2 separate regions of the Homo sapiens genome follow, and region 1 is linked to region 2. The links are chromatin loops, found by intact Hi-C in ENCODE. Cell type or tissue: GM12878. All regions are shown on one strand. Links, peaks and the distances in the headings refer to the core of each region. The heading gives the core; the rest is flanking DNA. Region 1 overlaps KCNMB2 (potassium calcium-activated channel subfamily M regulatory beta subunit 2). Region 2 overlaps LINC01014 (long intergenic non-protein coding RNA 1014).

What was found. A loop is a pair of places that touch in the nucleus more often than their neighbours do. Peaks named below come from ENCODE experiments on the same cell type or tissue, not always from the same donor. Only the 100,000 strongest peaks of a DNase experiment are listed, where the experiment ranks them.
Region 1: a loop joins it to region 2, with 2.7 times the contacts of the local background. A loop is called at or near these places in 2 of 110 quality-filtered maps.

What each region holds. Positions count from the first base shown.
Region 1 is chr3:178,606,155-178,609,076 of GRCh38, reverse strand. All of the region lies in intron 1 of KCNMB2 (potassium calcium-activated channel subfamily M regulatory beta subunit 2), which reads right to left. The region is part of intron 5 of KCNMB2-AS1 (KCNMB2 antisense RNA 1); the gene reads left to right. Among named protein-coding and RNA genes, the nearest start is that of KCNMB2, 71 kb to the right of the region's middle. In GM12878, for the core only: no CTCF peak of the experiment used is centred there; no DNase peak of the experiment used is centred there.
Region 2 is chr3:178,442,652-178,445,573 of GRCh38, reverse strand. The region is part of intron 1 of LINC01014 (long intergenic non-protein coding RNA 1014); the gene reads right to left. Among named protein-coding and RNA genes, the nearest start is that of LINC01014, 25 kb to the right of the region's middle. In GM12878, for the core only: a CTCF peak has its summit at 1,779 (motif pointing left); no DNase peak of the experiment used is centred there.

The DNA.
Region 1 (2,922 bases), core at 289-2,788, 160 kb before region 2:
GGGGAACAATTTGGAGGTTCCTCAAAAAAACTGAAAATTGAGCTGCCATACGATCCAGCAATCCCACTGCTGGGCATGTACCCAAAAGAAAGGAAATCAGTATATTGAAGAGATAGTTGCACTCCTGTGTTTGTCGCAGCATGGTTTACAATAGCTAAGATTTGGAAGCAACCTAAGTGTCCATCAACAGATAAACAGGTAAAGAAAAATGTGGTATACGTACACAATGGAGTACTATTTAACCATAAAAAAGGATGCGATACAGTCATTTGTAGCAACATAGAACTGGAGGCACAGAAAGACAAACTGCATATTCTCACTTATTTGTGGGATCTAAAAATCAGAACAATTGAACTCATGGACCCAGAGAGTAGAAGAGTGGTTCCCAGGAGCTGGGAAGGGTAGTTGGGGGCTGAGGGGGCAGTGGAAATAGGTACAAAAAATAGAAAGAATAAATAAGACCTACTATTCAATAGCACAATAGGGTGATTATTGTCAATGATAACTTAATTGTACATTTTAAAATAGAGTGTAATTGGATTGTTTGTAACTCAATGGATAAATACTTTGATGGATGGATAGCCCATTCTCTATTATTGTGCTTATTTCATGCTGCATGCCTCTATCAAAACATCTCATGTACTCAATAAATATATGCACCTACTATGTACCCACAAAAATTAAAAAAAGGATAAATTAAAAATACAATCAACCCTATGTATATTTTAGGACAGTTTTAATGAGAGAATTCAGAGCCAATTTGAGCACTTCAATTTTAACTCCATGTCCTGCAGGAATAAATGATTATTGCCAGCCTATGGGTAAAATTATAAAATGCTCTTGCATCCTTGTTTACTTTCCTTCATGGGTTAAAAATCCCACAAAGTCCAGTTTTTCTCCAAAGCATTCATAGTGTCTGTTGCTTTACTTTAGAAGTTTGAATTTAATTTTCTGATTTTGTCTATTTTGCTCTTACCTCTTTCAAAGTCTCTCTATCCTGTGACTATAATTTTACTTCCTCTCATGTATATTTCTGTGCTTGTTTAGGATGATTCAAAATATAAACTCACATTTTTAAGCTCTTTTACTCCCTTTGTGTGCTCTGTGTCTCCTAAACATTAAAATTTTACTTAAGGAAGAATCTTAGAACTACTAGAGAAATGGTGTTCATTCTTGCTAGCTGAGTAGGAACATGGATCCCATAAAAATTGATCTGTTCTTTTCATTAAAACCTATAAAGAAAATCTCATTTTAAATGACTGTATTAACAAGATAACAGAGCATAGAAGGAAATTACTTATGTTAGATACTCAGTAGCTGACCCAAGAAATTATGAATGCTTTCTTAAAGCTTTGTCTTTAGTATTTGCTAATAAGCCAGTTAGCAAACCTGAAACACAAACTTGTATGTGTTTATGCACACATACACACACACACACACACACACACGCATGCACAATGAATTTGGAGGGACTAATGCTAATTAAATTGACAATTGCATTTACTTTGATCACTACCTTGGCAATCCTGTATATAAACTCTCAGATAAGATACAATGCCTACATTACAGAGACTGAGAAACACAACTCTGTAGTCCTGAAATCTGGGCAGTCTAGAACAAGAAGTTAACAGGTTGTTGTAATCAGAGGTTTGAAGAGGTTTGCAGGCATTTTAAAAACAAAAACATGGATTTTAAATGACCACTGACATACTCCATCCACAATCCTGCCTGTCTTTTGATTTCTTAATTTATTATCAACTTAGCCTTTCCACATGTTTCAGAATCTTTAGGGCTCCGTCAAAATATCTTTCTTCTAGGAGATCTAACCCTTTGCCACTGCACTGTATACCTGCCCCGATGTTTTTTACACCCGAATCACCATTAAGTTTCTATATTCAGTTCTTTGTGTTGTCTTAACCTCTCTTTAAGAGGAATATGCTCCAGTGGAAATAACACTCGTCCTAAATCTGACCTTGGACCTGGTCCTGTTTTAGTCTATTCAGGCTGCTATAATAAACTACCATAAGCTGGGTTGCTTATAAACAGCAGAAATTTATTTCTCACAGTTCTGAAGGCTGGGAAGTCCTAGATCAAAGTGCTGGCAGATTCAATGTCTAGTGAGGGACTACTTATTGGTTCATAGATGGCTGTCTTTTTGCTGTGTCTTCACATGATGGAAGGGGAGAGAGAGCTTTCTGGTATCTCATCTTGTATTTCCCGAGATTGAAGCTTTCTCTATAGCTCAAATCCCATTTGTAAGGGCTCTGCCCTTGTGACTTACTCTCCTACCAAAGCCCCTTACCTCTTAATACCATCATATTAGGGATGAGGATTTTAACTTATGAATTTGGTGGGGGGGATGCAAACATTCAATCTATATTATTCAGCTTCTGCCCCCACCCCCAAATCATGTCCTTCTTACATGCAAAATACATTAAAGGGATCATCATAGCCCCAGAGATGGGTGAGACTCAAGGTATGATTCATCCAGAGACAAATTGCTCTCCAGCTGTGAGCTTGTGAAACCAAACAAATTATGTACTTCCAAAATTCAAAGATGGCTCAGACAAAGGAAAGAAATTTCCACAAAAAAAAAAAAAAAAGAAATAGGAAAGAAGAAAGGCATAACACATTCAAAATAAGTCCAGGCTACAAGGGAAACTTCATGAGGTCTTACAGCTGCAGAATAATCCTCTTTGGCTTGTGGCTCTGCCCTCTAGGTCCACTAGTTGGGGAGGTACCTCTCTATGGACCCACAGCTTTGGGCAGAACCTGTCTAACCAGTTGAAACTCAGGCAATGGCTCCACTTTTTGTAACTGAAGAGGCATCTCTGATGATATTTGAATTGCTTTTGGGGTTCTTCTTCCCTTGTCTTCAATAGTGCACATTTGCAGCTGAATAGGTCCTATACTATAAAACGT
Region 2 (2,922 bases), core at 248-2,747:
TTTCTTGGAAATGATTGGCAAGAACAAAGCAATCTTCCAGTCCTAGGAGCTCTAGAAGAATGATAGGCTGAGTGAGTACTAGCGGGCCAAGAGTAATAATATTATTAACTAAAATGTATTGCATGCTTATTCTATGCTAAGCACTGTATACATAACTCATCTAATCTTCAAAATGATGTGATAAAGTAAATATTAGTATTTTACCTATTTTACATATCAGGCCCTGAGAGGTTAGGTGACTTGCTCAAGGTTGCACAGTTAGGAAGTAAACTTCGGGTGACTCACCATCTCCGTTTGCCTGTGACTGAGGAATTTCATGGGATCCTGGACTTTTTGGTGCTGAAACCGGGACAATCCTAGGCAAACCAGGATGGTTGGTCACCCTAAAAGTGATGGTACTGGGACTCAAACTCAGAGCCAGAGATATTAATCCTCATGCTAGTTGTTGCCTTCCCAAGGCATGGATTCAAGTTCAGCACAACAAAGCAATGGGTCCAAATGACAAGAGCCTGGGACGGACAGGGGCTTGTCTAAGGTTCAACTACAATGTTGCACAGAACAACCAGCCGTAAGCTTAATATTGAATCACCTTCTAAATAAGGGAAGAATGGCCCCAGAGCTTCAGAAGGCAAAGGGCTGAGTTTGTAGGTCTGGGTCAAGAAACTACAGCTATAGAGGAGGCTCCTGAGAGCAGAAATTCCTGCTGGTGTGATTGGGAAATCAGGAACATCTGGAAGCAACAGTAATATTAATGCTTATGATTTACACCAAACATTACTTTGAAACTTATACAATACTAGATAACAATAATAATAGATGATGATAAAAACCAGTGGATATTGAAATGCCCTTTTGCAGGGTTCTATAGCCTGGGAGTTGCCCTGGTGGGCGGCCCTATTGTGCTCAAAAACCCAGGAGACAGGAGCTGCTGGGTTGATGTTTATTAGGTCCAGTGTGACGGTCCAGCACCCTTAGCTGCTGTAGAATAGAGCCTGGACAGGAGACAGTCCCAGAGTTTGTTTTATATCCATTCTTGAACTCTTTTTACTGCTTTGTTTGTTTGAGGCCTTGAGGCAGTATGGCAGAAATTGCACAGGATTTGGGTTCAGATAGTTTTGTCTTTGAATATTGATTCTGGCTGTATGCCTTGAGAAATTGACTTAACACTCATTAACCATATTTTTTCATTTGTAAAATGGGGATTAAAATCAATAGAGATATCTCAGTCCATTCGGGCACCTGTAACAGAATATTATAGACTGGGTGGTTTATAAACAAGAAAAATTTATTTCTCACAGTTCTGGAGTCTGGGAAGTCCAAGATCAAGGTGCATGAAGATTCGGTGTCTGGCGAGGGCCTGCTCCCTCATAGATGGTGCCTTCTAGCTGCATCCCCACAAGGTGGAAGGGGCAAATAAGCTCCCCTGTGCCTTTTTTGTTAGGGATGCTAATTCCATTCATAAGGGCTCTGCCCCATGACTTAATCTCTTCCCAAAGGCCCCACCTCCTGAAAACATCACAATGGGCTTAGGATTTCAATATATGAATTTGGGGGGGAACATAAACATTCACACCATAGCACAGGGTTATTTTAAAGATTAGAAATAATGTATGTTAAGTGCCTAGCATGTACGAGGCACCCAACAAATAGGGGCTGCTACATTACTACAGGCCCCAGACACAGAATTCAAAATGGAGACTTCAAATCTTCATTTCTTAAAATTAAAACTATTTCCCAGCGTTGGATTTATCATTTTAGCTTGAGGCTGACACCTTGTGGAATTCTCTGATAATTATGAACTTATTTCATGGTCTGTGTACAATAATAAATCCTTTCTGGAAGCTGAAGCAACAATGTAGATTTAAGTAAATATACTAGCTATTTAAGTCAGAGAAAACAGGCAAAGCCTAAACAGAGTAACTTATTTTTTGAAACCATTTTGGGAGATTAATTTTAGGCTTTAATTTTAATTTATTATTATTACTTTTTTTGCTGTTTTCCCAGGAAGAGTATTAATTCAGAATTTTAAGTCTCCCCCCTCCCCTTGCCTAAATTATTTACCTCCTAAATTTTATTTAAAGCCTGGATTAAGTCTTTCTTTTCCATTTGCTTTCCTTGACCAGTTGTGCATGCAATGCCTGCCCATCTGAGGACTCCCATATCACAGGCAAGAGTAGAGACATACTTTGTGGAGCCCAATACAAGGAAACATGGGACCCTTTGTTTAAAAATCATTAAGAATTTCAAGATGGCAGCAGCAGAGCATTAAACCAAAGGGTCTTGTCTAACTGTCTCTTATTAATTGCTTTTTAAAATAATTATCTACTTAGTTAAAATATAAATTGTTTGCTAGCAGAAACATAGTATCTTTTTATTCATTCCTACCTTTTTTTCCTCTTTTTTAAAATTATACTTTAAGTCCTAGTTTCTGAGATAACTTTTCTCTTTCTCAAAACTCCTCCCTTAAAAATATTATGCAGAAATTCTACTTAGGTCACATTTCTATATAGAGAAGTCTAGAGAAGACACTGGATTTTGGGGAGGTGCTAAGTGATGGGCAACCTGCCTGGAAGTTGTATCAAAGTAACAAGCATTCTATTTTTACTTATATTTGTATGGCTACTTAGGTGAGGCTTTAGGAGTTACTGATGTAGATTGCGGAAACGGTAATTATCCACTGACAGCTCCTTGTGCAAACTCACATTCATCCATGTAGAGCCCAGCCTTTATCTTGAACTGCATTGATCTAGATGCTTTTTGGATTTAGACTTCATGGGAGAGAATAAAAAAACAACTCTTTGGAGAGACACTCGTGATGGAAACTGCTCAATAGATGCATTGACCTTGGTTCATAACGACCACATAATTTGAATCAAAATTACTTAGGATTTTGATAGAATCACTTGTTGTGGTGCTTAGACG